Linked DNA regions of Mus musculus: region 2 is linked to region 1. The links are chromatin loops, found by intact Hi-C in ENCODE. Cell type or tissue: left cerebral cortex. All regions are shown on one strand. Each heading gives the region's core, and the rest is flanking DNA. Links, peaks and the distances in the headings are about the cores only. Region 1 has its middle 28 kb from the start of Gm52054. Region 2 overlaps Nln (neurolysin (metallopeptidase M3 family)).

The links. Hi-C counts contacts between places; a loop is a spot of excess contacts. Peaks named below come from ENCODE experiments on the same cell type or tissue, not always from the same donor. Only the 100,000 strongest peaks of a DNase experiment are listed, where the experiment ranks them.
Region 2: it touches region 1 in a loop (1.9-fold over the local background); 2 of 42 quality-filtered maps call a loop at or near these places.

Annotation. Positions count from the first base shown.
Region 1 is chr13:103,794,557-103,809,786 of GRCm38, reverse strand. No RefSeq gene overlaps it. Among named protein-coding and RNA genes, the nearest start is that of Gm52054, 28 kb to the right of the region's middle. In left cerebral cortex, for the core only: a CTCF peak has its summit at 8,551 (motif pointing left); no DNase peak of the experiment used is centred there.
Region 2 is chr13:104,014,992-104,030,221 of GRCm38, reverse strand. It overlaps Nln (neurolysin (metallopeptidase M3 family)), which reads left to right. Exons shown (of 13, transcript NM_029447.2): 13 at 5,142-6,783. The coding sequence ends at 5,276. Among named protein-coding and RNA genes, the nearest start is that of Gm30967, 15 kb to the left of the region's middle. In left cerebral cortex, for the core only: no CTCF peak of the experiment used is centred there; DNase peaks (open chromatin) are centred at 4,452, 4,774 and 6,459; H3K27ac peaks cover 1,576 bases.

The DNA.
Region 1 (15,230 bases), core at 4,445-12,444:
AAATGATACGACCATTATGGAAAACAGTGTGAAGACTTAAAAAACAAAAATAAAGTAAACTTTCGCCGGGCAGTGGTGGCGCATACCTTTAATCCCAGCACTTGGGAGGCAGAGGCAGGCCAGACTGGTCTACAGAGTGAGTTCCAGGACAGCCAGAGCTATACAGAGAAAACCTGTCTCAAAAAACAAAAACAAAAAACAAACAAGGGTAAACTTTCCAGGCCCGATGGTTGTCTCAGTCTTCTGTTGCTGTAACAAAACCTTGTGACCAAGGCCACTGTATTAGTCAGTGTTCTCTAGAGTCACAGAACTTATGGATAGTCTCTAGATAGTAAAGGAATTTATTGATGACTTACAGTCAGCAGCCCAATTCCCAACAATGATTCAGTCGCAGCTGTGAATGGAAGTCCAAGGATCTAGCAGTTACTCAGTCTCACACAGCAAGCAGGCGAAGGAGCAAGAGCAAGAGCTAGAGCTAGAGCTAGACTCCCTTCTTCCAATGTCCTTATATTGTCTCCAGCAGAAGGTGTAGCCCAGATTAAAGGTGTGTTCCTTAAACTCGGAGATTCAATCTTCTGGAATCCATAGCCACTATGGCTCAAGATCTCCAAACCAAGATCCAGATAAGGATCTCCAAGCCTCCAGATAAGGGTCACGGGTGAGCCTTCCAATTCTGGAATGTAGTTCATTCCAAATATTGTCAAGTTGACAACCAGGAATAGCCACTACAGCCACTTACAAGAGAAAGTATTAATTTGGGCCTCACAGTTTCTGTTAGAGTCCATGACCATCACTGGGGACATGGCAGCAGGCAGTCAGGCATAGTGCTGGAGCAGTACCTGAGACCTCACATCCTCAAACAATCAGAGGTGGGGGTGCAGGAGCAAAAGAGCAATTTGGAATGGCATGGGTTTTTAAAACCTCAAAGCCCATGCCATAGCCATACAGCCATACTGCCGCAGCAGTTCCATCAGCTGGAACTCAGACATCCAAATATCTGAGCCTGTGGGGCCCATTCTCACTCTAACCCCAAATGATTTCCATAGACTTGTAGTACAGTACAGTGCGAAATGCAGTTAGTGCAACTTCATAAGTCCCCATAGTCTTTCCGTTTTGACTATTTTAAAGTCCAATTATAACACCACATAAAATAAAACAGCTAATTATATACTTCCAACATACTGTGACACAATATATATGTCACCTTTTCAAGTGAGGAGAGATGACACAGGAGGCTGAAACCTAGCAGGTCAACTTCCGAGTCCTGTAACACCATGTCTGATGTCAAAGGGCGTAGACAGCTCTTCCTTCCAGCTTTGCTGACTGCTGCATCCTCCACTTGGGTTGGTTCTGCGCACTGTGTGCATACAGCTCTCCCTGGCAGACATCCCACATCTCTGGCACTTCCAACATTCTAGAGTTCTCAGTGAAATCCAGGGTTCGCTTTATACCTTTACACAATGGCCTGTCTGAGCCTCTACTCAAGGACTTCCCTGCCACAAACCTGGCCTCGGCAGCTTGGGTTTAAGACTGTTTTGCTCGTTTGTGCATTCTCTTGAGCAAATTAGTGAGTGGCCTCAACTTCAGAAAGATTATTCTTCCGTATAAAAATGGGAAGCCCAGAGGCTGGAGTGCCAGGCCTAGCTTTAGTGACTTAGAAGGCTGCCACAGCACAAGGGTGACCCGCACCAGCTAGGATATGGAGCTGGGAGTTTGGGAAAAGGAGATCTGTAGCCAGGATAGTCGTGTAAGTTGTACACAGTGATGAGGAGCGATCAGGAGTGGGGGGTGGCATTGTACATTGAAATCAGGAATAAGAAATTGCTATTGGGCTTACTTAGTTTGGAACATTTAGATGTGTTGACTAGGTGTCTAGGGATGAGAGGAAGAAAAGAGCAGAAATAACAATTCACCTGAGTTCAAAGGTCATGTTGTGACCTGGATACCAAAAGATAGTGCTCACCATGTTATGGGGTCTGCTTAGATCCAACGTAACTCAAACACCGGGTCAGTGCAGATGACATAACTAATCAAGCCGCTATCTGAAGGGAAGTTGTTTAAAGGAGGAAACCATGAAGTGAGAGGGAGCGGGGGAGCTGTAGCATGGTCTAATCACATTTTGACATAAGGGGTTGAAAAAGGGAGTGTGTGCCAGTCACGGTAGGAGTTGGTTCCTAGGCCTGGGAACATGAACTTAGGTTGACCCTGCCAGCAAGACAGAGAAGTTGTACATGAGATAGCTGGACTCAGACAACTGTCTCCTTGCAACTGAAGCTGTTTAGCTATTGGAAAAGCCCCAGCTTCCCTAGGGCCTGGGACCCTGTGATTAAATGGAGTCTGAAAACAAAATGGCAGTACTTAGAACAAGTTTCTTTTGCTTGTTCCCAACAACCATGCATTTTCTGAACTCAGAACTTCCCCATTTCTTGAAATTTAAAATATATGCTGGGCAATGGTGGCACACACCTTTAATCCCAGTGCTCAGAGGCAGAGGCAAGCAGATCTTTGCAGATCTTTGCCAGTATGGTCTATAGGTCAAGTTCCAGACAGCCAGGGCCATTAAACAGAGAAGCTCTGGCTCAAAAAAAAAAAAAAAAAAAAAAAAAAAAAAACCAATAAATTTATACTGGCTGAGCTTAATACACTTAATAGGATTATATTTACAATCCTAGCATTTGAGAAATTGAGGCAGGAAGATCCAAGGCCAGTCTGGACTACATAATGAGACTGCCTCAAAAAGCCAAATTTAAAACAAATTGCTCTTACTGTTATTCGTACCCTGTTTAGTCGCAGAAAGAATGGTTTTGGAAACTCTTTCTGTGTGTGCTTGGGTGCACTGGATGTACATTAAGTTCTCAGTGTTCTCTGAAGGACTCTTTGCTCCCCTGTGATGGGCTTTTGCCTCTGTAGACAAGGGGAAAGGAGAGCCGGGGAGACCAAGGGAGAGAAAAGAGAAGAGAGGAGAGGTCATAGCAGACACACACCGAGGTTCTACTGTCCAGGCCATTGCAAGGATGGTTAGAACATAAAAGGGGAGTAATAATCAGGAGAGAGGCAGGACAAAGACCTGTGCACGGTCACAAAGAGCCCCATGCTAACTTGCTTTCAAAACAAGATGTGTTACAGACCTGCGAAAGCACTCAGCTTCCACATTCAATGCAATTTGTGAATGAATGAGCACATTTTGCCTGTGCTCTTCAGGCAGCAGCACACTATCCTAGGCAACTGCCGAGTCTCACAACAGTGCTATGTCTAGGCAGGGACTTGTCAATTCACTGTCATCAGCAAATCAGAAGTGAATCCTAATCTGGCTGCATGGCCCACGGGGTTATACAGGAGCTGTTCTTGGCTTCTGAAACAGTAGTTAAGATGTCCCCTGACTGGCAGACTCAGGGTGGCGCTTCTTTAATTGCCTGAGGTATTTTAAGCACCATATGCTAGAGCACTAGGTAGCTGCTGCTGCCAACAGTCAGGCTTGCCTACTGGCTGCCAGGACTCCCATCTGCTCCCCATCCTCAGTTTCCTTGCATCTCAGTACCATGCTCATTATTTTTAGGAACAAAGACAGAAAGATCTCTGCTTTAAATATACTTTTAAATTTTATTTTAAAATAAGTTGTAGTTGTGTGTTTCCTGTAAATGCTTATTGATCAATGAAACATAGAATTTTTTTGCCACCCCTGGATGTTTGTGACACCCCTGGTACTATCCTGATTGATGTATGTAGCTATACACATTTTCTCCTTTACTCTCATTACTTGTACTATGTTTTGGATGTGTTGCTAATGAGCTAAGGATTTCATTTACAAAGCATTTATTTGTATTATAAAATACACTGGCAGGAGCCAAGAAGATAGCTCAGTTGATAGTTTCACCTTGTAAAAACAAGGACCTGAGTTTGATCCCCAGAAACCACGTTGAGGGGTGGGGTATGGTGGTGCATGCTTGTAATTCCAGTACTGGGAAAAACCAAAAACAAATAAATTAAAACAAGGACAATGAGAGACAGGCAGATCCCAGGGGCTCACTGGCCAGCCAGTCTAGCCTAGATGGTGAGCTGCAGGCTATGAGAGACCCTGTCTCAAAAGCAAATCCCAAAAGATAGACTGTGCCTAAGGAATAGGACCTGGGTTGTCCTGGACTCCATATTCACATGTACACTGGGAAAGTCAGTTTCTATTGAAACTCTTCAAAGAGGGAAGGGTTTCACTGAGTTAGTACACTAGGAAAATTGAGTACTAATTTATTATTGGACCTCAGTAATGACCGGACAGCTTTTAATTTAGCTCAGTATCAAAACTAATAAAAATTTCCTTCATTCGGAAAAACCTTAAAGAAGCTTCATAAAGTAGTCATATATTTAAAACTAGACAAATTTTAAACTCAGTGTTGTCTAGATTGTTTTAAGCTCTACTAAGTATAAAAGAGATAAGGTGAGATGTGGGTGTGGTCAATAAGCAATCTACCTTTGAATTACATAACTAGTCTAGAATATTAACTTTTGATTTGGTTATAACCAGAGAAAAACCAATAACAACAGATTTGTGTTGTCTCTAATCTTACAAAATTATTTTAGTTTTCAGTTCATGGTAGTATTGTATTTAAAACCTCCCAAACTGGTAACCTCACAACTAAATAATGATATGAGAATAATTAAGCCAGATCTTTGGTCTATTGCATGAAAATTCTAAATGAAAATTAGGGAAGAAAAAAGGCAATATGGGGCAACGTGAAAGAGAACAAGGTCAGTGGAAACATTCTGTTTGTTTAGTCTTTGTGTGTTATGCTGTGAAAAAGGACATGGTCAGCACTCTGTTTCTTTATTCTTTGTGTGTTGTGCTGTGTTTGTGTTGACAAAGGGTGTGGAGGTAACAGATACAAGGCACAGAATACCTGTGGAAGCCAATGGACAACCTTGGGTGTCAGCACTTCCCTCTACCTTGGGAAGACCCCCCTTTGCTGCTCAGTGCTGCATGCACATAGCTAGCCGGCCCTTGAGTGTCCCAGGACTCACTTGTTTCTGTCTCCCGGTTCACCAGAGGAGCTCTAGATGCATGTTTCTGAATCCAGCCTTTTGTGGGCTCTGGAGCTCCAAGCCTCGAGCCTCGTGCTAACAGAGCAAGCGCTTTACACACAGAGGAGCCTCAGCAGCCAGGAAACTGCATGCTATACAAGCATAGGTACACTGTGGTTCACTCACTCATTTTCTCTCTTCCTACCCCAACGCACAGGGTCGTCTCGTCTATCCAGACTAGTTTCAAAGTCATTCCAAGTGCTGGCATTACAGGTGGGCACCATTATGCCAGGTTCCAAAACTTTTCTAAACATCATCCTTTCTAATTTTAAGAATAAAGTAATCTTAAATCAGTCACTCTCTAAAATGATAGCAAATCTTTACCTACCAGCAACTGCCAGGGAAGTTGGTTTTTTTGTTGTTGTTGTTTGTTTGTTTGTTTGTTTTTAAGATACACACATTACACAGCATACTTAAGAACAGAGAACTGTCTATCTTTCCAACCTTCTACCATCTGGGTTGCAGGTATTGAGTTTAGATTGTCGAACAAGGCAGCAGGGACCTCTACCCACTGAGCTATCTTGCTGGCCCAGCAGAAAGGTTTAGATGCAGACACTGCATATAACCAAGTATGACTTTTAAAAAGCTTGAAGTGTCCGATTAGCACTCCTCCGAATTCGCTACACCTGAAAGTTATTTCCATACTAAATCAGTTCACTTGATTTTTGCCAGTCTTCTCTTTTTACTTTGTTGCAGGCGAGTCCAATATATCTATTTCAGCTCCAGTGTTTGCACAAACACCCTCTGATGTGTAAGGTGACCTTCAGTCTCTTACAGTCTAATTGGAAGCCTGAGGGGGCTTTGCCATATGTCACTGCAAAGCTGTTTCTCCCTTGTTTTCTACGAGATCCAGAGCCTAGATCTGATAGTTAAGAGTAAAAAAATGCTGTGGGGGGTGGGGGGATTTCTAAACAGAAAAAGGTAATTTAGTTTGATTTAATCATGTTTCCACAGGAATCTATAGCACAGCCAAACACTAAACTATGGACTGAACTCTAAAAAGGCTTAAGTTAACAGCTTGTGTGTCAGGGTAAAATGTGGCACTCTTCTGTCTCTTGATAGTGAGATCAGTATGTGTGCAAGATACTATGGCCTTCACAGGTACAGTGGGAACAAGGAGTCTGCTTTCATCTCACTTAATGTCAATAAGAGAGAAAGTGCAACCACTTCCTGGAGAATAAATATGAAGACATTTTTGGAAGTTTTCTAACCTTTCAGTGTGGTAGGTGATTTTCAAGTGTAACAAACATTTCTTTAACAAGATATTTTCCAACAGATGTCCTGAAACGGGTTAAGTCGTGATCATAAAGGGGGGAATTTCTAAATGGTGAGCTTGGGATCAGAGAGTTAACTTACTCTGCTCATGTGTCCTGAAAGGGTTAATTAATTCTAAGCTGGAGTGTGTCTTTGAGAAAGGTTTAGCTCCTTGAGGACAGTGTTTCTGGGGCTGAAGAGATGGCTCAGGAGTTTGAGAGGGCTTGCTGCTCTTGTGCAGGACCCAGGTTTGATTGCTAGCACCTGCACAGTGGCCCACAACTGCTTGTAAGTCCAGTTCTCGGTAGGTAAATAATACTTTGGTTTAAGTATCCAAGTGGCACTCATTCACACATGTGTGAATTAACAAAAGCTTGAGAAGGATGCTGCTCTCTAGCCTGCCACCTTCTGTAAGAGTTAGAGAAATTATGGCAGGGTCTTTGTCCGTACTGTACAGGATGGTAGCTGGCAGCCTCATGTGACAGCCGAACATTAGAATGTGGCTAGTATGAGAAACCATATTTTAAAATTGCATTTGATATGAGTTAATTTAAATAGTCACATGTGGCTAGTGGTGCCTATATAATATGGTACAGATCTCCTGAACAGAAAGTTCTCCCAAAGGCTGAACCTGACTGGAAAAATGCTATATGGTGATTTGGATGAGAATGGCTCTCAAAGGCTCAATTATTTGAATGTTTAGTCCCGGTTGGTGGAACTATTTGGGAAGGATTCAGAGGTGTGGCTTATTGGAGGAGGTAGTAGGGTTGCTGGAGGTGGGCTTTGAGGTTTCAAAAGTCCATTCTGGTCCCAGTTAGTTCTCTCTTTCTGCCTAGTGGTTAATGTCTCAAGATGTGAGCTCACAGCTACTGCTCTGGTGCCACGTCTGCCTGCCTTCTGCCATGCTCCCCACTATGATGGTCATGGACTCACCCTCTGAAACTCTAAGCAAGCCTCAATGAAATGCTTCCTTCTGTAGGTCCCCTTGGTTATGGCATCTGTTCACCACAATAGAAGAGGAGCTGAAACATGCCGTGTGTCTCTTCTAAACAGGGTTTGAGGATGTAGCTTGGTACTTTGTTATATTTAAATCGGCTTGTGGCCAACTCGACCATCCAACCTACAAATATTTATCAGTAATTATACGGTTTTCACTGTGCTAGAAACTAGAGAGACAGAAAATGAACAAGTCTGTCTCCCAAGCAACTTACATTCTAGTTAGTGAGGAAAGGCTAGTAAGTAAATGCCGTAGAGATGAAGGGGGGGGGGGGTTTCTCAGATGGCCGGAAAGAAAAAGATCCTGAGGAGTTTCTCAATGATACACGGGTACCAGGGCTCAGCAACAATGAATAGGCATTTCTACATAAAGAAATAATGGATTAAATTATGCACTCCTCCTAATTTACATATCCGACTCCTAATCTCCATTATGTCACAGTGAGACCTTATCTGGAAATAGTCATTGAACATGTAATTGGTTGAGGCTCATACATGGGAGAAATTTAGAAACATGCACAAACATATGCATGTACATACATACACACATACACACACATAAACATGTATGTGCACACACAGGTCAGAGAAGAAGTGAGGTTGTGGATGCTGGAACATTTCCTTCTGTGGTGTCTTTATAGGCATCGTGGTCTAACTGCACTTTGCTCTTAGACTCCATACTCCAGAACTGTGAGACAGCGAAATTCTGTTGTTTAAACTGGTTGATTCATAGAGCTGTGTTACAAAGCTGAGCAACCTGAGAAACCTGATAGAGCAGCCCAGACCAGTGCTAGAAAAGTAAGGCAAAAATGCAAAGAAGATGTTCAGGCTGGAGAGATGGCTCAGTGGTTAAGAGCACTGACTGCTCTTCCAAAGGTCCTGAATTCAAATCCCAGCAACCACATATTGGCTCACAACCATTCGTAATGAGATCTGTTCTGGAGTATCTGAAGACAGCATACAGTGTATGTACATATAATAATAAATAAATCTAAAAAAAAAAAAAAAAAGATGTTCACTGAAGTTTCATTTTATAATTTCTACCTTGGGAAACTCCAAGAAGGAAAATGAAGTGAGCCTTAGCCTGAGTATGAAAAATTACAAATGGTTCTCTAGCCTTAAACATCAAAAACTGAGGGGACTGGAGAGGTGGCTGCTCTTCCAGAGGTCCTGAGTTCAATTCCCAACAACCACATGGTGGCTCACAACCATCTGTAATGGGATATAATGCCCTCTTCTGGCATGCAGGTGTACATACAGATAGAGCACTCATACATAAAATAAATCTTTTTTTTTAATTAAAAATAAAATTTAAAAAGCTGTATTTTTAAGGTCAGACTGAAGCACTTCTGTTTAAAGGTCTTCATAGCCTACACTCCAGCATACAGCAGCATACACAGACATAATTAATGACAAACATTTATTTATAGGCCGATAGATAAGTTAGGTACAGGCCAACTTAAACACAGAGGAAAATGCTCTGCTTTAAAATGTTCTGTTTAAATAAAAATTAATGCTGACTGGCTATCCCAAATCAATTAGATAAAACTTTTTTATTTACTAAACTTGTCTCCTAGAATGAAATATTTAAGGCAGGAATAGCTTCCCTAATTCCATGCATAGTCATAGGAGAAAATAGGAGAGGTACATTATTTCTCATGTGTCAGCTTTGGGGGAGAGAGTCCTGAGCAGAAGCTGGGATAGGAGTCACACTTGGAACAGTGTTCCTCATGGTAGGATGGCAGGCCAACCTCATCCCCTAGTTATTACCATGGTGGAAGAGATTAGGGCCTGAGCAACCAAGTCAGCGTCTAATAAGCGCCAATGACATGGTGATTCCTGAAAGCTGTATTCTTACCAAAAAAGACTTGCCATCCCCAGGTAGCCTTCTCTATAGAAATGAGGAATATTAAACTTTTCCTTTGTTCCAGGTGCTAATTGACTCCTAGGAATGAGTTATGAGAAATGAGCTTTGGATAGTGTCAATTCTTACATGGTTTTAGGCAGGGTTCTCTAGAGGAACAAACTGATAGCATCGATGTCCATGTACTGAAGGGGCATTTAGTACTTTGGTATATAGGATACAGTCTGGGTAGTCTAACAGTGGCTGTCTTCACACTGAGTATGTGGTAGCTGCTCATCACCAGGGACGCCTCAGCAAACCCTGTCTGGCTCTGAAGGCCTAGCTAATTTCTGGGGAGTCGTGGGTCCTCAGAGCATTTAGAAGGTGGACAGCAACAGCAGTGGAGGCAGCCACTGGCACACGAGCAACAGAGGTGAACTCAAGAGCAAGATGCAAAGGTAAGAAGACCAGAAAAACAGAACAAAAGCAAAAACTTCTCCATTGAACCTCCTGTTATCTAGACTGCTGGAAGGTGCCACCCATGTTCAGGGTGAGTCTTCCCCTTCAGCAACAATATTACCCATCATACTTATGTAGCAAACATCACTGGACAACAAACATGACAAATATTATGGCAAACTGGAGTAGCAAGCAGCCTGGCAGGCCTGCAGCTTAGCATGGCCTGCAGATGAGGGTTGAAGGAATGCATATAACTGGGAAACTGTCAAGAGCAAAAGCTGAAGCCTTCAGTGAGGATCGGGAAAGGATAATAGATTTCTTTGGGGGTGCTTTAAAGTTATGTTAATAACTTGGGACATCTAGAGGAGGTGACTGGGGGTGAATAGCTCTTCAAATCCAGCTTAGGGTGCAGGTCTGGGTCAAAAGCACTGATTGTTGGATGTTTGTATAAATGCCAAAATTAAAGACAAATAGGATCAGGTAAAAAGGAAAGCAAAAAGTGGCCAACACAAGGATAGAGATAGAAAGGAAAGAAGGAAAAGGAAGAAGGAGAGGAAAGGGCGTGGAAGAAGGAGTGAAAGTGGCAAGAAGACTCTGAGAACAGAAAACTAGGGAAAGACAGTTAAAGTTGCCAGTCCTGAAGAATGAGCATGTCTGACAGGAGGAGGGGGGCATCGGGGACATTCCTTCTGTGACACAATGGGAGCTGAAATACAATGTAAAGGAAGAATGGAAAGCAGGGTCCAAATACTGCAAATATCAGGGACTATGAAGAAATTGAAAGTGGTCTATTACAAACATTGGAGAAGTCGATGCACAACATCAAATATGATAAATGCTTATCTAAGACCCATCCCTCCGTCCTCTCTGTCCTGGGGAGACACATACACACACAGGAAATGGCAATTAACAACTTTAAAAAAAAAGCAGGAACCATGAATCAGAGAGAAAATGGGGCTCATATTGCATTTGAGTAAACGCTTATCTCAAAGGCTGAGACTTCAGGACTAAGGCATGGCTTCCATATCCACATTTAGGACATCAACAGCTCTGAGGGAGGAAAAGTAAGAAGAAATTCACAGATAAGTCATCATAGTGAAACTTCAAAACAACTGAAGCTAAAGATTAAAAAGTCTTAAAACTAGCATTTTAAAAAGTTGCCTTCAGCTGGGCGTGGTGGCGCACACCTTTAATCCCAGCACTCGGGAGGCAGAGGCAGGCGGATTTCTGAGTTCGAGGCCAGCCTGGTCTACAGAGTGAGTTCCAGGACAGCCAGGGCTATACAGAGAAACCCTGTCACAAAAAAAAAAAAAAACAAAAACAAAAACAAAACAAACAAATAAACAAAAAAGTTGCCTTCAGGGGATCAGAGGTGAGGAGGACACAACATCTGTCCCCAACACCGGGAGTAACTGGGACCGGTGGGACCCAGGCATGCAGGAACTCTGCCAGACCAGTGACACAGGTTCCTTCAAGTCTGTCTAGGCCGGCACCCTGAGCAGACCCTGGGCACAAACTCTGCAGCCAGCCCCCACAACACCCAGAGGCAGCTCCACACCCAGGCACTGTAACTCGCCCAGGATCAGAGGATCACAGGATCACAGGAGCTTGGTCACAACAGGATCTCAAGGTCCCAAAGGCAGCTTGACTCCCAGGAGCTCAGACACACCCAGGATCCCAGGATCACAGAATCACAGAATCACAGAGACAGCTTGACTTGGAGGAGTTCTGACACAACCAGGATCACAGGAAGGACAGGCTCCAGTCAGACAAAGCCAGGGCAGGTAGCACTACAGATAACCAGATGGTGGGAGGCAAGCTTAAGAACAGAAGCAACAGAAACCAAGGTTACTTGGCATCATCAGAACCCAATTCTACCACCATAGCAAGTCCTGTATACCCCAACACACTAGAAAAGCAAGATTCAGGTCTAAAATCACTTCTCATGATGATGATAGAGGACATTAAGAAGGACATAACTCCCTTAAAGAAATACAGGTGAACAGCTAGAAGCCCTTTAAAAAGAAACACAAAAATCCCTTAAAGAGTTACAGGAAAACACAATCAAACAGTCAAAGGAGAGGAACAAAACCATTAAGGATCTAAAAATGGAAATAGAAACAATAAAGAAATCACAAAAAGAGACAACCCCGGAGTTAGAAAACCTAGGAAAGAGATCAGGAGTTATAGATGCAAGCAGCACCAACAGAACACAAGAGATAGAAGAGAGAATCTCCGGTGCAGAAGATACCACAGAAAACATTAACACAACAGTGAAAGAAATGCAAAAAGCAAAGAGCTCCTAACCCAAAACATCCAGGAAATCCAGGACACAATGAGAAGATCAAACCTAAGGATAATAGGAGTAGAAGAGATTGAAGATTCCCAACTTAAAGGGCCAGTAAATATCTTCAACAAAATTATAGAAGAAAACTTCCCTAATCTAAAGAAAGAGATGCCCATGAACATACAATAAGCCTACAGAACTCCAAATAGACTGGACCAGAAAAGAAATTCCTCCATCACATAATAATCAAAACACCAAATGCACTAAACAAAGAATTTTAAAAGCAGTAAGGGAAAAGGGTCAAGTAACATATAAAGGCAAGCCTATTAGAATTACACCAGACTTCTCACCTCTGAGAGACTATGAAAGCTAGAAGATCCTGGGCAGATGTCATACAGACTCTAAGAGAATACAAATGCCAGCCCAGGCTACTATATCCAACAAAACTCTCAATTACCATAGACGGAGAAAACAAGATGTTCCATGACAAAACCAAATTTATACAATATCTTTCCACAAATCCAGCCCTACAAAGGATAATAGATGGAAAACACCAACACAAGGAGTGAAACTACACCCTAGAAGAAGCAAGAAAGTAATCTTTCAACAAACCCACACAAATATAATTCCACCTCTAACAAGAAAATTAACAGGAAATAACTTAATATCTCTTAGTATAAAAATTAATATTACCAACTTATCCTAATCGATTGAAATTCAAAAATATGAGGAATTAGAAATTTGTCGGCTGTCATCTCTCTAATTTGGTAATGGGAGAAATAGGTCCAATATTGTACAATCCATATATACTTTCTGCTTGTTTGTACATATCAGGGTCTTACTGTGTGCCACATAATGGTCTTGAAATCATGCTTCTCCTATCTCAGCCTCTCTATTAGTAGGATTGTTTATTTGATGTTTTCACACTATAGTATGGTTTTCAGAACAGCTTATATATTTCAAAATTATACAGCCAAAAGAAATGTAGACAATTAATTTGGGAGGTGGCTTGTAAGAGAACAGCAAAGAGTGAGACTGAAGGCTTTGCTTGTCATTTATAATTATTGTATCAATTTTGAAGAAGAGGACTTTATAAGTTACTCTTATTCTGAGATGAATGCTTTTCAAAATCATCACAGCCAATGAATGAACCAGAATCTTACCCTCACCTGAAGTCTGTGCCACCCTCCAACAAAACCATTTTTCATTGAAACAGTTGGTGAATGACTTCATGGATAGACCATCTTAATACACACACCATTTCTTAACTGAATGTAACCTGTTCCCTGTTGGCTGAGAATGATGACAATCACTCAAGTCAAATAGCTTTGACTGTAGCAGGAAATCTGTATCCAAAAATCGTGCCTACAATTCATTCCTTGGTGCAGCAGAACTGTCAACTCTTAGCTTATCTACTATGGAAGTAAAATCCTTTGGTGATGTGAGAGATATTCAAGTATAGCCTTATTACAATGAACTCCAATATCCAAAAACTGTTCTTATTTTGTGTTTGTACCAAAGTAAGCCAAGATTTTAAGCTCTATTAAAAACAAAAGAAGCAAACAAAAAGACTTTATCTATTTATGATCATTTAAAAAAAAACTAATAGTGATATATTATTCTAAAATATCAAAAAAAAGTTACCTTCAAAAAGCCAGGCAGCAGTGGTGCACGCCTTTAATCCCAGCACTTGGGAGGCAGAGGCAGGTGGATTTCTGAGTTTGAGACCACCCTGGTCTACAGAGTGAGTTCCAGGACAGCCAGAGCTATACAGAGAAACCCTGACTCAAAAAACCAAGAAAAAAAAAAGTTACCCTCAAAGCCATAGTTTGATATACAACTGCCTTAAAAAAAACAAAAAACAAACAAACAAAAAAAAACAAACAAAAAAAACCAACCCCATAGCAAGACTGACACAAAACAAATGAAAATAAAAACCTACAGAGCCACAAGAAACAAACAACTGCCACCATACACAACACAATAGGCAAGTCTCAAACACAGCGTAAGTGACCTCAACATGCTGTGTGCTCCTTGGTTTCTGTGACATCTTAGAGAAGAGGGACCTGCAGAGACAGGGGCCAGAGGAGACACAGGAGTGGGGTTCACTGTGGATGGGTGCAAGGTAGAAGGTTTTGGGTGAAGGGGACACTTTGTGTGTTGGTTAGAATAGTAGCTCCATGAAACTTTGCATTTGTCAAGACTCTTTGATGCCTATTCTAAAGAAAGCAAAGGCATTATAAGAAAACTACTGACCAATATCATTGTTAATACAGATGCAAAAAAAAAAAAAAACCCTCTAGCAAAAATACTAGCAAATTGAATCCAAAAGCATAGTTAAAGGATAATCATGAATCAACCTTGTATTCCTAGAGAACTATTATGATTAATCTAGAAAAAATCATTTGACAAACCCCAACACTATTGTACGGTTTCTGTGTATCATCTCTCTGTTATTTTATAGGTGCAGAGTTATCCGTCTGGCACTATGTAACAAGTCCTGACCAGCTGTGGCAATCAGGTGCTTAGCTCCAGAAGTGAGCCGGATTCCCTTAGGATTCAACTTCCTGCTTCACCTGGTCAGTGAAAACCATTTTTCCACTTGGACGAGATTCTGACTGGGGAGAACTCAGTTCCGGTTTCACAGATGGCGGCTTCACTCCATTGGCTCCCCAGCCATGCACATACACCAAATGTTTGGTCCTGCCGCTCTGAGCTCGATTGCCATGGTAACACCACACTATCAGATTACCTCATTATGATTTAAATGAACTAAGGTCTGTATGACTAATTGATCTATCTCACCCATCCCTGCCTTGGGCCATACATGCCAGCAACCCTTTATTGATTTCAGGAACAAAGATGTTTCCGTTCTAACCTTTAGTCTGACTATTGGCTCACTGCCTTTCAACATTGGTGACCTTACAGAAGATACCTTCTGTATATAAAGCATTCTAAGAAGACTTTCCAATCTGGGGAGAGACCCATGGAGAACTAGGACCACTCAGCAATAGGTTAAAACCACAACCAATACCAGTCCTTCCTTGCTGACAATCACAAGATATGTGCCAGTGTTTTTAAAGAAAAAGAGTAAAATAAACAACAAAAGGCAGAATGGATGGCATTGAAAACTCAAAGTTGTATCTTCAAAGGTATTTAAAGCCTGTGTGTTCATAAAGAACAGAGCGGTGGAGCGCTGCTTGCTTCTTGCCCTGGATTCAGGCTTGATCCACGCAAAGACCTTGGCCTTCGCTTTCTGTCAGTGAGTTGCTGCTCTTAGCTGTCTGTACTTCTATTTTAGACTCAGTATATGTTTAT
Region 2 (15,230 bases), core at 2,745-10,744, 220 kb before region 1:
CACAGTCGGCTGATTGCTTTGCAAGTCTTGAATTCCGGCCAGTGCAGGAGATTGTTCTTCTGTCTGCTGGAGGGGCCTCCAAAGCACTAGGTAAGCACTCCATGCCGGGCTATAGGGCTTTACCTCCAAGGTTGCGACTGGGCCACACTAAGTTGCCCAGTCTAACCTGGCAGCCCAGGCAGGCCTTAAAGTTGTGATCCTCCTGCCTTAGCCTCCCAAATAACTGGAATCACATGCCTATGCCACAAGGCTTAGCTTTCTTCTCTCTCTCTCTCTTTCTCTCTCTCCCCTTTTTCTTTCTTTCTTTTTTAAATAGCCTTCTTTGTGATTCCACTAGAACACAAATACACTAAGCCTAATACTAAACACTAAGTAGCCTACCTTATGTTTTGTTTTGAGACAAGTCTTCCTGTGGAGCCCAGACTAGCCTCAAACTCTCCATTTTCCTACCTTGGCTTCCCAAGTACTAGAACTGTGGGTGTGGACCACCACACCCATTGCCTGCTTATCTATTTCTTATCTCCCTTCTGGGTCAGGAGGCTCTCATAAAAGAGATTGCTTTACTCACCTTGTGTCTCCTCTACCTTAAAGTTGTATCTATATTGGACCTTATTCTTGGTCCCCCCACTTCTTCCACTGACTTACCCTCAAAACTTTTACAGTGCTGCTAAGGATGTGTCTCTCCTGCCCCACTCCATTTCCTTTCTGTCCTCACTAGCTGGAGCTTGCAATGAGATTTCTAGGAAACCTTTAAGTCAGGTGCCTTTCTTCTCCACAGCCTTCCTCTCTTTCCCACCTTGTTTTCCTCAAAGGCATTTGGTCTTCCCTTCCCTCTCCCCGAGATCACCTCACCCTCAGAGAAAACACAGGGTGCGCCACAGGGAGGGCACTGTGAGCCATGAAACATCTCAAAGTCCACTGTGCAGACAGCTGGAGACTATGCCAGGTGCCTAGGTGACCTCACCTGTCCTGGGCAGGGCACTCACTCTACTGCACATGGGAAGGAGACAAGTCTGGCGCTGCTCCTGGAGTGGCTGGGTTGAAAGGCTACGAGAAAGTTATCATGTATGCTGGCTCCAGGATACAAAGCTAGTGGGAGCCAGTCCACTGTCCTGTCCGTGTTTTCATAACTGATAAGCAATGAGCATCCTGCTTAGGGTAATTACATTTGCTATTAAAATATTGCCTCAAAAGGTTTGTACTCTTGCATAAGTGAAGGCCTTCTCTTTTCTACCTAATATTCTTCCTGAATTATCTGTTCTTCCTCACTGATAGTGGAGCTGCACTCTCTTGTGTTTTCTTTTAGCTTTATTAGAAGACAGGTAATTTTTAGGAAATGCCAAACAAGAATGCAGTTATTTATTTCCCTGAACAGAGATAGATCAGTAACTGCCTGGGGAGGGTTACAGGGGTAGGAGTTATCAAATCCCACTATGCATCTGACAGCCTGGAAAGTATAAGGACAGCATATTCCCATTTTATACATAAGGAAGCTGAGTACCGTGTACTTAATGAATCAAGCCGTAGTTCAAGCCTGGGCCTAACTCCTAGCCTAACCTTGCCTTAGAAACCCTCAGGGTTAGAAAGGGCCTTCATAGTGCCAAAAGATAGGTGCAGCTCTTTGAGGATTCTAAACCTCTGGCCACTGATTGAATTCCCTTCCAAGGAGAGCTGATAGGATCTGACTGCAATCTCCCAGAGGACCTCAGAGCTCCTCTCCCTGCCTCTCTGACTCCACCTATGGCAATGTCACCAACCATGCTTCTCAAGGTGCGCAGCACCTTTTTAAACTAAAAGTCGCTCAACTACTTTTCTTTCCTTAACAAAAAAAAAAAAAAAGCTAGGTCCGGTTACCAAAATGACTCTTAAACTCTTCTCAAAGCTTCAGTACAAGGGAAATGGAACTATTAAAAGAACATTGCTCTATAATTGAGGAAATTTAATCAACTTGTTTGGAGGCATAAGCAGAGGAAGACTTTGAGCTGTGCTGAGCCACATGTTCTGAGACTACACAGTGCCCCACTCTGACGTGGCTGCAGGCAGAGCTGGCCTGAGCCATCTCTTCACAGTGGTGAACACGCCAGTTTCCCGTGCTTCCTTTCCCTTCCCATGAAACTCCCTACTATAGCAGTTGGGGGAGAACTTTGTCAGATGTTGCATCTTGGTCAATGTCTTAATATGTTGTTCTTTTTCTGTAATATTTGAGGTATAAATGCCTTTTTTTTTTGAAGGCAGAGTTTCACTATGTAGCCTTGGCTGGCTTGGAGTTTGAAGAAATACTAATTATTGCCAAGTGTAAAGGGACACACACTTGTGATCTCACTGCTTGGCAGGCTGAGGCAGGAGGGAATCAGAGACGAAGTTACACTTTATAATTCCTGTCTCAAAAATAACAGTAACAACAATAATAATGGGCCATTGAGGATATAGCTCAGTTGAGTAAATGCTTGCCTCACATTCAGAGACCCCTGGATTTGATTTGTGTAGATCCCAGGGACTGAATAGCCCAGGCACAGAGGTTCTGTTTGTCACCTCATGACCCGTGATTGAGGTTGGGTCATAGATGTATGTGCCATTATCCTGTGTTCTATGCCCTTAGGATATGTTTGAAGTTTTCCTTAGTACAAGGCTTTAAATATTGCTGTAATTCTAGAAGTCTAACTTGCATTGTCTGTGCTATATAATACCATTGTTCCAGAGAGCACAGGCCTTCCTTGCTCCACACATTAATGCAAAACAGTGGTCAGACTGAAGCACATTCAATAGTGAGGGAGGGGGAAGGAAATGGAGGTGTGTTTGGACTAAGGAGCTCTGATAGCTTCTTAGAATGATGGAGCCTATGACAACAACAGCCAGTTGTATTTTAGAGTCTCAATTACTGTTGGAAGGGTGGTATTACTGCTGATCATGTAAGAAATTTTCTTTAAACGTGTTATTTTTTTCAACATATCAAAACAACACAGATTAAACCCAGCTCCAAATCCTCGTTGGCACAATTTCTAAGAAGTTCAGTAGCAGTGGCTTCAGGTTCTTAGGTTGCTTATAAATAAAGCAGCAAGATTGCTGTGCTCCTTCCCAGCACTGTATGAGCCCATTTCCACATCCTCCTAACCTCCGCTGTGCTCCAAGCCCTGTGTCTGTGCGTGCAGTCGCAAAACGGAGCGCAGGCGCGGGCTTGCTATCACTGTAAACACAGCAAACAGCAGAGCTCAGTGACACATACAAATTCTACAGGTTGAGTGGAGCAGTGGGAGTGCACACCTTTAGTCCCAGGCAGAGGTGGGCAGATCTCTGAGTTCAAGGCCAGCCAGGGCTATAGAGAGCACCCCTGTGTGGGGAGGATGAGAAGGGGGGAGATTACATGATGAAATGATAACATTGTGGTTACAATGGAGTTCAAGTGACGCCTCCCCAGTAGCATGGAGTACAGGTGCACACCACTGTGTCTTGGTTGAAGTGTTTAAACAAATATTTATGAATTTCATTAGACTGGAGAGGTATAGCTCAGTTAGTAGACGGAGAACTTGCCTGGCCTACACTTGCTCTGAGCTCAATCCCCAGTACAGTATGAACCAGGAATAGTGGCCTGTCATCCCAGCACCTAGGAGGCAAAGACAGAAGGGTCGGAAGACCACACTCATCCCTTGCATAGCAAGTCTGATGCCAACCTGAGACCCAAAGATACTAATTTCACTTTTAAATATTTTTTATATGTTGTTGATAGAGAAGTTAAATATGTATTTCATAATTGTATTGATCTTGCTGCCTGAGAATTTAAGCAAACACTAACTTTAATTGCTTACTCCTTACTAGAATTCAGATTATTAAATGTGAGCTTGCATCAGGGGTGAGCAGCTCACACTGGACTGCATGCAGCTGAGAATAGCTATGAATATGACAGCTTATAACAGAATCACCAACGTACCTAAAATGTTTTAAGATTTTTTGTGTGTGTGTTTTGTTTTGCAATTTTTTCCAGTTAATACCATTGCCTGGTACTTGGGTATAAACGTTCTAACTTTTGATTACATCTGTCTCAGCATCAAAAGAGTGGATGAATCAGCTAGATGATTTGTAAGTTTTAAGTGATTCCTGCCCATGCACAAAGACAACCCCAAAGTTTTATTTCATGGCTCTCGTAGGGTATTAGCTAGGTTTGCTGCTGTCCAACTTAGTGCATTTCACTCGTGCTTTATTTTACATAGTAGCTAAGTCTCTGATGGTCCAACAACAGCAGCTTGCTTTCAGTCCAAACTGAAACTACTTTAATCTCTGGCGATTCTCTAGCTCTTCCTGTACCCCAAAGGATTATCATTCCTATTGGTCAGATCACGTAATAAATATAAACGTGAGCAATATCCGTTTATTTTATATGCACATCTAGAATTAGGACTCCTTACCAGAGCAGTGGAAGGATCTGAGCTGTGCTTATGTGACGCTGAGCAGCAGCTGTTCTCTTTCAACATGTCTGCTCGGATGTTCATGTGAATAAAAACAGAGGAACTGTGGTTTGTTTTCAAATTCCAGACTTCCATCTCTCAAAACTTCTGTCCTTCCACTCCTGACCCCTCAGAATCACTTGTCACTTAGCCATCCACAAGAATGCTGCTTAGGTTTCTTTGTGGGGGGTTGTTTTGTTTTTTCGTGAGCCCCTTATAAAAATACCTGAAGGCATTTGACAGTAGCCGAGTTCCTGCTCCGAAGCACATGCAGCCCCATAGCCTTGGGAACACTTGCTCTGCTAGCCCTTCTGAATCACACTGGAACTGGGCTAACTGGCAGTAGCAAATTGTGTTCTGTTTGGCTGATTGGTGTCCCTGCCTGCCTTCATTGTCAGCTCACAGCTGAGAATCTAAGGACAGGAGACAATAATTAATATTCCACAGGGAATTCAGGCCTGAGGCTAAAGCTCCAAATCTCTTAACTACAGGAAGGAAGGAAGGAAGGAAGGAAGGAAGGAAGGAAGGAAGGAAGGAAGGAAGGAAGGAAGGAGCGAGCGAGCTGCTGCGTGAGCAGAACTGTCTAGACTCGAGTAGAGCTGAAGCCCCTTTCCTCGCCCTCACCTCTCTCTCCCTTGTGTCTGGGGATCTGGAGGATTGCTGGGCCCGTGAGTTATTAGGCATGATGTTTTCTTTTATTAGGTTGGAATGAAATACAGAAACCTAATCCTGAAGCCTGGGGGGTCCCTGGACGGCATGGACATGCTCCAGAATTTCTTGCAACGTGAGCCAAACCAGAAAGCATTCCTGATGAGTCGAGGCCTGAATGCTTCGTAAAGCAGGGACGCTGGGGGCTGTCCGTGGCTGGAGGACAAGCCAACACCGTCCGCCATGTGGTGCCGGCCTGGAGACTGAAGGCAGTTTTACAAAGGAAAACTTAGATTTCTATTCATTTGCTTTTGTTTCTTCATTTTAAAAATTATACAGATGTAAATGGAATTATAAATACTGTGACCTAAGAAAAGACCCACTAAAAATAATTGTACTATAAAGTTTCATAAAAACAGATTTGATTTCTTTTGATAAAAGTTTCATATGACTGTAATTTGATTTTTTTACTGTTATAATCCAGATAATATAATGTAAGAGGGCTAAGACATTTTAAATTGAATCACATACATGATATAATTTGATCTTTCTTATATCTTGAAGTTTTATACTTGAGATTCCTGGACTGATAAGTGAATCAGCATGTTCTCTCTGGTAAATATTTTCTCAGAGCCCTGTGTCAACCTTGACCCTCTGCCTCACAACTAAGTGACAGTTTGCCTGTGTGTGTCAAGGCCCGCAGGATACACTTCAATGCTGTTTGTCTTTTGTAGTGAGCTTTGTGATTCTCGGCTTCTGTCACACTTACTTACATAGCTCCACTTAGATTTGGGGTTCTTTCCCTTCTAAAATTTAATTTCTAAAGTTAATATTATTATTTAGATAATATTTTTAAATTTTGTTTCAACTGGCCTAGTATATAAGTTTTGTGTCTTGCACTAGAAGCTCAAATGTCAAGTCTTCGGTTGCAGTCACAGTGAGAGAAGCAGAGAACTTAGGCATCTTTTGGGTTCTCGACTTTTAGTATTTGCTATGTATTTGTTTCTGCTTGTTTTGCTTATATATATATATTTTTTTTATTTTGTTTGCTTGAGGCACCATCTCACCATGGAGCCAGATTCGCCTGGAACTCATGGTAATTCCCCTGCTTCGGCCTCCCAAGCCTTAGGGGCGCAGGTGTGAGCTGCCTCACTCAGCTCAGTTCTCACGTTTCTAATAAGACTCTGACCTTGCCTCCCTGAAAGTGGTAGGTCGGCCCTGTAGTCACAGTGTGTTGAAGTGCCAGGGGGAGAGATGACATCCACTGGAACTTAGCTTTGAAAACTCCAGAAAAGAGTGCGTTGGAGCAGAGCGTTTGCGAACAGCTGCTCCCAAGTGTTCCGTGGGCAACCGAGCTGTGGGAAAAGGCTGTCCAGCAGGCTGTTTCATATGGCGACTGTTAAGTGAACCTCCAGATCTCCAACTCCTTTTATTGGGACCTAAGTTTCCAGCTCAGAGTAGTGAGCTCACAGCATTATTTTAGCCTTGGGAGTCTACTCCAAACGGAAGCCAAGTAGGATAGAGAGGAGAAAATGTAAATGAGCTGTGATCGGACTTTCCACAGGGCTTTGAGTTGTTTCTCCACACATACCTGAGGAATGACTTTCCTGGCAGGAAACGAAATTAGAGCCTGTCTGTTCTTTAGACCCGGTGGACTTTGTGTTCAATAAAATATTATGTCGTGTAATAAAGTTATACAGAGTACCAAGAGCTGGTACACAGCAGGGAAGCCCTTTGTTTATGTAGTTTGATTTGATTTTTACAAGGCTGGGCATCAAACCTCCGGCTTCTTCACCCATGCTAGCAAGTGCTATGCTCTCCCAGCTGCTTTTATGGTGGTGGTAGAAACCTCTGGAAGCGTCTCACATCTGTCCCCACCCCCATTTTTGTTTCCTACTTTCAGACAAAAAAAAGGAGAAAAAGAAAGAAAAAAAAAAACTCTCTTCAGCTTTTTCTATTATTGCCCGGTTTGTCTCCTTCAAAAATAACTTCATCATAAATCTTACTTTACTTGGAAAAGCTAATAGCCAGTGTGTAAAAGACTGACTGCACACAATAAAGTGACATCATTGTCCGTGAGAATGAGCTCACAGTACTTTTGTCTTTTAATGTTAAAGGCACAGCGAATCAGCCGCGCAACCACCCCTCGTGTTGTGTTTATAGGTGGATGCCACCACCCTCTGCTTGGGCTTCTATTTGGTTGGATATTCCTGCATGTTCCATTTCCTCATAAGGAACAGGTTTGGTACCCCTGTTCCGCTGTGCTCGTCCTCTGTTCTCAAGCTTTCCACCGGCGATTTTCAGATACCCAGAGGCAGCTCTAAAGTGTTCTTCCCAAGGTACAATGTCTGCAGCGTTTGTCATCAGAGAAGCTGGATACCTAAGAAAGTTTTATAGAAAGTGCTCACTGTGCCCATCAAGGTACTTGGTGTCTCTGTTGACATACCTTTGTGCTTGAGAGATAGGACTGGATAACTTTGGCTAAGTGGATTCCTAGCTATTGAATAAAGAGGGGGAATAGCAAGTCCTTTGGCTAAAAGCAAGAAAATCCACTAAAAAATACTAACATATAAATAACAGCTGGAATAGTTATATATGAACATGTTATTAAAATTGAAAGATTCCTCTACTAAGACAAACATAAAACAAAATTAATCAAGTCCCATTGTCAGGTAGAGGCAAAACCTCACTGTGATGATGTGACTTGGCAACCAAAAGTCTTGGTGACCTTCTAGCCAAATATCAGTAGCAGTTCACTGTTTAGCACATATAGGGAGGGGCCTGTGGGAAGCACAAAGCCTTTGAAGAGGGAACTGGAAGATGTTTGTATCCAGATCGAAAGTCCCTCTGGATCCCAATATGGTTAGCTCCCATAAGGAATGGGCTACTATGACCCATCCTAAGAACTACATTTTCAGCAGGCTTGTATTAATTAGCATCACAAGTGTTTGAGAAACCAACAATATGGTGATGACTTTGGAAATAGCCCTCAAGAGGAAAGTTCGTCTGGAGAGTGAATTCTCAAGTGAATTCTCACTGTTTCAAATACTTACACACTATGGGAGAGCTGATGTCATGGCTAACGGTGTTGGAGCTTAAAGGTACAATTAGAAAATAGAAGACTTCAGTATGAGGAACAGCTCCTAACTGTTGACTGAGACGCTTTCTGCTGCTGTTTGTGAGGGTTCATAAAGAACCTGTGTCCTCCATGGGTGTTACAGACATTTCCTCCACAGGTAAGCTTTGAGGTTTCTTTCTGTAGTGGTCAGGGAGACATAACTTGGGTGACAGGTTCGTGTTCTGCATCTTAGGGCACTGAGAACCGGGGATATGGGTTACTGGATAAAATACCTGCTGGGCAAACGTGAACCCCTTCATCTACAGAAAAGCCAGGTATGGCAAGAGATGCTACTACTGTGCCAATCCCAGTGCTAGGGGGATAGCAAACAAGCCAGCTCCATGGCCAGCCTAGACAAATCCGCGAGTCCCAGTGTAGAGGACCAGTCTCAAAACATAAGAGGAAGATAACCAGTATCAGTCTCTGGCCTCTAACATGTACTTTGGCACACACAAATGCACATGAATGTGCACACACAAATAGAAAAGGCGTTGACATAGTGTAGCTTCCCTTATGCTACAACCAGACCGGTTATAGTTCGTGTCATAGTTATCTGTAGTTAGCCTGCATAACTTCAATTGGAGCTTCTCAGGCTTCCCTGGAATCTGATGTCATAGTTGACATCGATAGTCAAGTTGATTCAAGAACCCCTAGTAGATTAACCTCTAGTTGTGTCTACAAAAAAAATTTCCAGGATGGATTAAGAGAGGAAAGACCTATGTTCAGCAGCCTTGGAGTCCACGTGTAATAAAATGGAAGAGGGAAACCTGAAGAGCAGGCCTCTGCGCCCTGATGTCCACAGTGTGAGTCGCTCTGTCTCATCACACCCTCCCTTTCTCATTAGATTAGGTCTTCTGAAATCATTGCCCCTCCCCCCAACTCCTAATCCCTTCTTTGAACTTTCCTGCATTTGCTCACAGCAGTGAGAAAGTCTGTTGTTTGGAATGAAGGATGGAAGACTTAACAGTTGACTGTGGCCAAAATAGAGGCGAAAGCTCTTCAACACAAATAAAAGTTAACTTTTCTTCCCTTAGTGTGTTTCTACTCGCCCCATACTGACTCCACACGCAGCTGTCTCATGGCACATTGCACCCATTGGTCTAGCCCTCCTCTACACTGGGATCCTGGCTGCTCCTGCTCACGGCCCTCCAGTCTTCAGCTATCAGTGAAGAGCTAGCAAGTATTCGTTGGTAAACGTTCACTCTTAAATTACCTTTTGCATTTTCTACAGCAACTGAAATGTATAAGTGCATCCTACTGTGTAGAATTCAGTGGAATACACGCTTGAGGTCCTAGGTTTAATCCACAGCACCAATTAATTGATTATATTATAAAAAGAAATAACTTTATAGCTAATAGAGGTACCTTTGTACACAAGAAGGCCTTTTTCAGAGGTAGTGAGTTTCTAGGGTATGAGGGAGATGAAAGAAAGCTTTCATAGAAGAAAAAAATTATAGAAATTCTAAAGTAAAACAAAACAGTCAAAAGGAATGAGGGTAGGAGAGGCCTCATTGGGAGGATTATCAGCAGGATTGGAGGGTATGAAAGGGTAGTGAGTTGAAAATAGCCAAATATATGTGTGGTGGTTTGACCGAGAATGGCCCCCAAAGGCTCCTATGTTTGCCTGCTTAGTAATTAGGGAGTGGCACTGTTTGAGAAGGATTAGGAGGTGTGGTCTTGCTGGAGCAGTTGTGGCCTTGTTGGAGGACTGTATCACTGGGAATGGGCCGTGAGGCTTCAAAAGCTCCTGCCAAGCCCAGTCCTCTCTTCCCTTTCTACCAGGGGATCAGAATTCTCAGCTCCTTATCCAGCACCATGTATGCCTCTGTACCTCCATGCTCCATGACAGAATGATAATGGACTAAGCCTCCAAAACTGTAAGCAAGTCCCTGGTTAAACAAACATTTCTCTTTATAAGAGTTGCCTTGGTCATAGTGTCTCTGAACAGCAATAAGACAGTGAGTAGGACAATATATGTACATAAAGTTGTCAAAGGAAGCAAAACTTTAAAATGGGTCTAGAGGTTTTCCTCTCTGTGCTGTGTATTCTAAAGGTAGGACTTTTCCTCTGTGTTGGGGATTGAACCTAGAGCTTCACATCTTAGTTGGAGTTACCATTGCTTTGATAAAACACCATGAAAAGCAACTTGAAGAAGAAAGGGTCTGTTTGGCTTACACTTCCACATCACTGATCATCAAAAGAAGTTAGAATAGGATCTCAAGCAGGGCCAGAACCTGAAGGCAGGAGCTGATGCAGAGGCCATGGAGGGATGCTGCTTACTGGCTTGTTCCTCATGGCCTGCTCAGCTTGCTTGCTTATGGAACCCAGGACCACCAGCCCAGGAGTGGCCCCACCCACAGTGGGCTGAGCCCTCCCACATCAATCACTTGTTAAGAAAATGCCTGACAGGGTTGTCAGCTTTATATAATGTAACAGCTTTATGTTATGAAGGCATTTTCTCAATTGAGGTCCCCATGTTTTAAAAGATGATCCTGTGTCAAGTTGCACATTTCACTTATGCCAGACCAACAAGTACCCTATCGCCAAAGTGCATCCCAACCCCTAAACCTCACAAGTTCTTAACCGAGAATCTCTGATTTGCTGGATGAATAAGGCAGAGGGGGAGGATATCCCATGATTGCCCTGGAATTATGAACAGTATTTACATGCATGGGAAAATCTCTAGTCAGAAAAAAAAAAAAAAAAACCTACTGTTTTAGACAACTTGTTTTGAACTTCTGTTTTTTAAGCCAGAGACTATACAATACCCAATACACACTGGCCCTAGAACTGATGAAAAATGAAAATGGCCACCCTAAATCCTCACACTGTGGTAGAGAAGGCAAATAAGTTCATAATGTGTTCAAATAAATGATAGTACAAACATATATATTGCACATCTTTCTCTGTTGTTTTTTTTTCCACCTAACCCTAGTTTATTCCACAATCCTGTCATTATGCCATAGAATTTCAAATGGTTACCATGCCATCTGCCACCACTGGCTTTTCTAACAAAATGATTGTTTGCCTCCCCTCTTTTCCATGGTTCATGGTTCATGGTTTTCCATGCTGGTTAGACAAAGGGCTCACAAATGTTCATTGAAAACATTTTGCGATCACAGTGTTCTAAATCAGAGGGACAATACAGGGTCTTCCCTGACCTCGGGGGTGTTAAATACCCCAAGACCACTGAAGCCAGAAAAGAGGTAGTTAGGACAAGCAGTTGTTTAGAGGTTGTTCAGAATTAGTCATGATTCCTTAATCCTTGCTCCCGTCAATGTTAGTAATTTCCATTGCTGTAAGAGTCAAAGGAAAAGCACGCCAGTGCTTCAGCTCCTCGTTGCCTAGGACCTGTGACTTCCTTTATGCAAATAGAGCCTTATTAAGCAGGTCAGCGACCACTTACAGAAGCTCAACAGTTTCACAGCTCGTGGCAATGATAAAGACCAGACCTTAAATGTATAGCCCATTTCCTTCTGTTTCCTTAAACTGGAATTTCATGGAGTGCCTTGGTTTTGTCTTTCAGCTGTGTTCTTGTTTCCTTTAAGCAATAATTTAAACCTTGGAAACGGTTTACATACATCACAACTTGGAAAAGATTTGCATAGATCACAACCAAAATGTGTTTAAAGGGGCGATGTGAAGAGTGAGTTTCCCTCCCGCCCTTGTCTCTCACCTGTCTAGTTCTCCCCCAAGGTGAATGTATTACTAGTAGTCTTCACATCCTTCTAGAGATGCTTTACACACACACGAGACTATGCCCTGGCCCCACACTCCAAGGCCGTACCTATCCACATCTTTCATTAATAGTGCTCAGTATTTAGAGATCTGCTTTTCAAGCAATGGCTGCCTAGTATTCCGTGTGTGTGTGTGTGTGTGTGTGTGTGTGTGTGTGTGTGTGGTGATGTAGTCATCTCTCTACTGATGAATATTTACATCGTCTCTTCTCTGTTGGCTTTTTGTTTTGCTTTGCTTTCAGTATTGAGGAGGATCAACTCTGAGGCCTCTCAAGCGGTCGGCAAATGCCTTCCAACCAAGCAATTTTCCTCACTGACCCTGTTTCTAGTCTCTGGGCATTTTATATAACGTTGTCAAGGTTATTTTCAGGGAAGCATTGTTTTCCACATCTGCCAGTTTATCTGGTCGATAAATTCTAAAGAATGTAATCCTGGCTCAAAGGATAGCTGTATTTCAAATATTGGCAGGTATTGTCAAATAGGAGCCATATGTCCTGGTAGTATTTATTACAGTTGTTTAACACTGAGAAGGTAAAAATAAGTAAGGAAAAGTGATGGTTGGCAAATAAAGGCCCCGTCCAGTGTGATACCCTTTATATTGCTTCTTCTTCTGTTGGGTGACAAGGAAGATCACTCTTTCAGAGAGTGGTGGGAGTGGTTGCAGGCAGGCATGTTCTCTCTGTGTTAATGACCGGGTAGGTCCAAGAAGGAATGTCAGACTTCATCCCAGAACAAAGCCAACATCCGTGCCTTTGTGTCCAGGACAAAGTGGAAAAAAGCAAAAGATACATTTTGTCATCTTTGTCCCCAGTCAGACGCCCTTCTGTGGTCTTAAACATGGAATGACTGACACGTAGTGACACACAGCATGATCATTGTTCTCAGCGTCACATGGCTCACTCAGCCTCGGCTTCCATTCTAAAATCTTCAGCCACACACACTGTTCGATTCTGCTTTATTCAGTTAGGGTCCCAGTTAGCCTGGGAATTTCCAGCTGGGATCAGGTGCCATGAAAGACCTTCCCACAACTGTACCTACTGTGCCCTTCCTTCTGTAGAGTCCTGTCACTGCTCTGGAGGCCCTGGGACCTGAGACAGTGGAGCCTAAGACTGAGGAGGACATCAGCAGAACTTCTGACAGTTTATATTCTGAGGACTAAGGGGAGTCACATGAGGAGAGTGCGGTTACAAAGACAAGCCACGCATGGCAGGCCAGCCACACGAGTGGCAAAATCATGATGCCCATAGAGGCGTACAAACAACGATAGCCAGTTTTAACGAATAATCTGAAGTAAACTCATCCTATCTCTTACACCTGGGGAGAGCACGAAGACACAGTCCAAGAACAATTCTGTGCTTTGAAGAAACTAAGGTCACAGGCTCTTGTTTTCTTGGCCTTTCTCACAAGTACTCAGAATTCTCCTTACATGACTCCATTCTTGGACCATGTTCCGACAGAGTCCCTGATTGGTGACATTTTTCTGAGGTCATTTGAGGTGATGTCTTAGGTTTTTACTGCTGTGAACAGACACCATGACCAAGACAACTCTCATAAGGACAACATTTAATTGGGGCTGGCTCACAGGTTCAGAGGTTCAGTCCATTATCATCAAAGTGGGAGCATGGTAGCATCCAGGCAGGCATGGTGCAGGCAGAGCTGAGAGTTCTACATCCTCATCTGAAGACTGCTAGCAGAATACTGACTTCCAGGCAGCTAGAATGAGGGTCTTAAAGCCCACATCCAGAGTGACACACCTACTCCAACAGGGCCACACCTTCTAATAGTGCCACTCCCTGGGCCTAGCATATACAAACCATCACAAAGTGTCCTAACTTGGCAATGTCCTTTCTAAATCCCCCTCAGTTTGGGGAGAACAGAAGCAGCCTGGTAGTGTCTTTCTAAAGGAAATGGAAGTTCCACGTTCAGAATTCCCACTGAAGGCTGCTTACAGCAGTCACATCACCACTTAGCAGATAAGCTATGCTCTCTGATCCAAGCAGCCCCAAGACAGACCTCCTTCTCCCCACCTCTTCTTCTGTTCTCTTCCTTTCTCTCCAGAGTCCCCCACACAAATGGATGGCTTGGGATAATCTGCATGGACACAGCAGAAGTCTGGGGCGGAAGATGTTGGTGACACTGCATAACACCTCTAGATGCTTCTTAACTGGGGAATGGGAATGGGGTAGGGCTTTTTTTTAACACAACATGCCAGCCCTAAATACCAATCAGTGTTCTGATGCCTACAGGCCAAAGAGAGGCTTAGAAGAATCAGGGTAAATGTAAAGGAAACTCCCTTTAGACATATTTGTCACGAGGCTGGGGATGTGACTCAGCGGCAGAGCACTTGCCTGTGCGCTGGAAATGAAAACGATTGTGCTAAATAAATACAAAAGGGCTTTGTAGCCTTTCATACCTCATCAGCTGGTTGTGCTTGGTTCTGGTTTTTTTGTTTGCATGTTGCACAGGGCCTTGCCTGTACTGCACAGGCTTCTACCACTGAGCTACGTGCCCTGTCTGTTTACATTTTGAGAGGGTGTCACTTTGTGAAACTGGGGTGTCACAGGGCTCTTGACGCCCCCGCTGAGCCATCCTCCTAGGTGCCGTGATCACAGACCTTGACCACTGTCCTCATCAACCTGCCGGGTCGCCTTAAAGTTACATGTTTATTTGTGGGTGTGCATTTTTGTATGTGAACAAATATATGCCACAGTGCATGTGTGATAGTGCATGTCAGTGTGGCAGCCTGTTCTCTCCTTCTCGCATGTGGGTTCTGGGCAGCAAGCTCAGGTCACCAGCCTTGGCACCAAGTGCCCTTATTCAGTGAGTCAGCTCGCAGCCCCCGACTAGACAGTTTTTGCTTTGTTTTGCTTCTCCACTGCTCGGCCAAGTTTTACTGAATGCAAAAGCAGGCGGGTGCGCACACACAGAGCAAAGCACAGAGACAGACTTCCCAAGAGAGAAGGCGATCTAGAACCTAAAATCCCTCGGCCAGTTTTTTTTTTTAAAACTGATTTATTTTTATTTTCTGTGTATTGATGTTTTGCCTGCAGGCATGTCTGTCTGTGTGAGGGTGTCAGATCTTGGGTTTACAGTTGCCATGTGGGTGCTGGGAATTGAACCCCAGGTCATCTGGAAGAGCAGTCCATGCTCTTAGCTGCTAAACCATCCCTCCAGCTCCTCACTCAGCTAGTTTTAAGTAAAATAAGAACCTGCTCTAGAAAGAACCAAACTGCTCCCTTTCCACAGCTACGGAAGTTCTCTTGAAACATGGTGGGAGGAAGCCAGGAA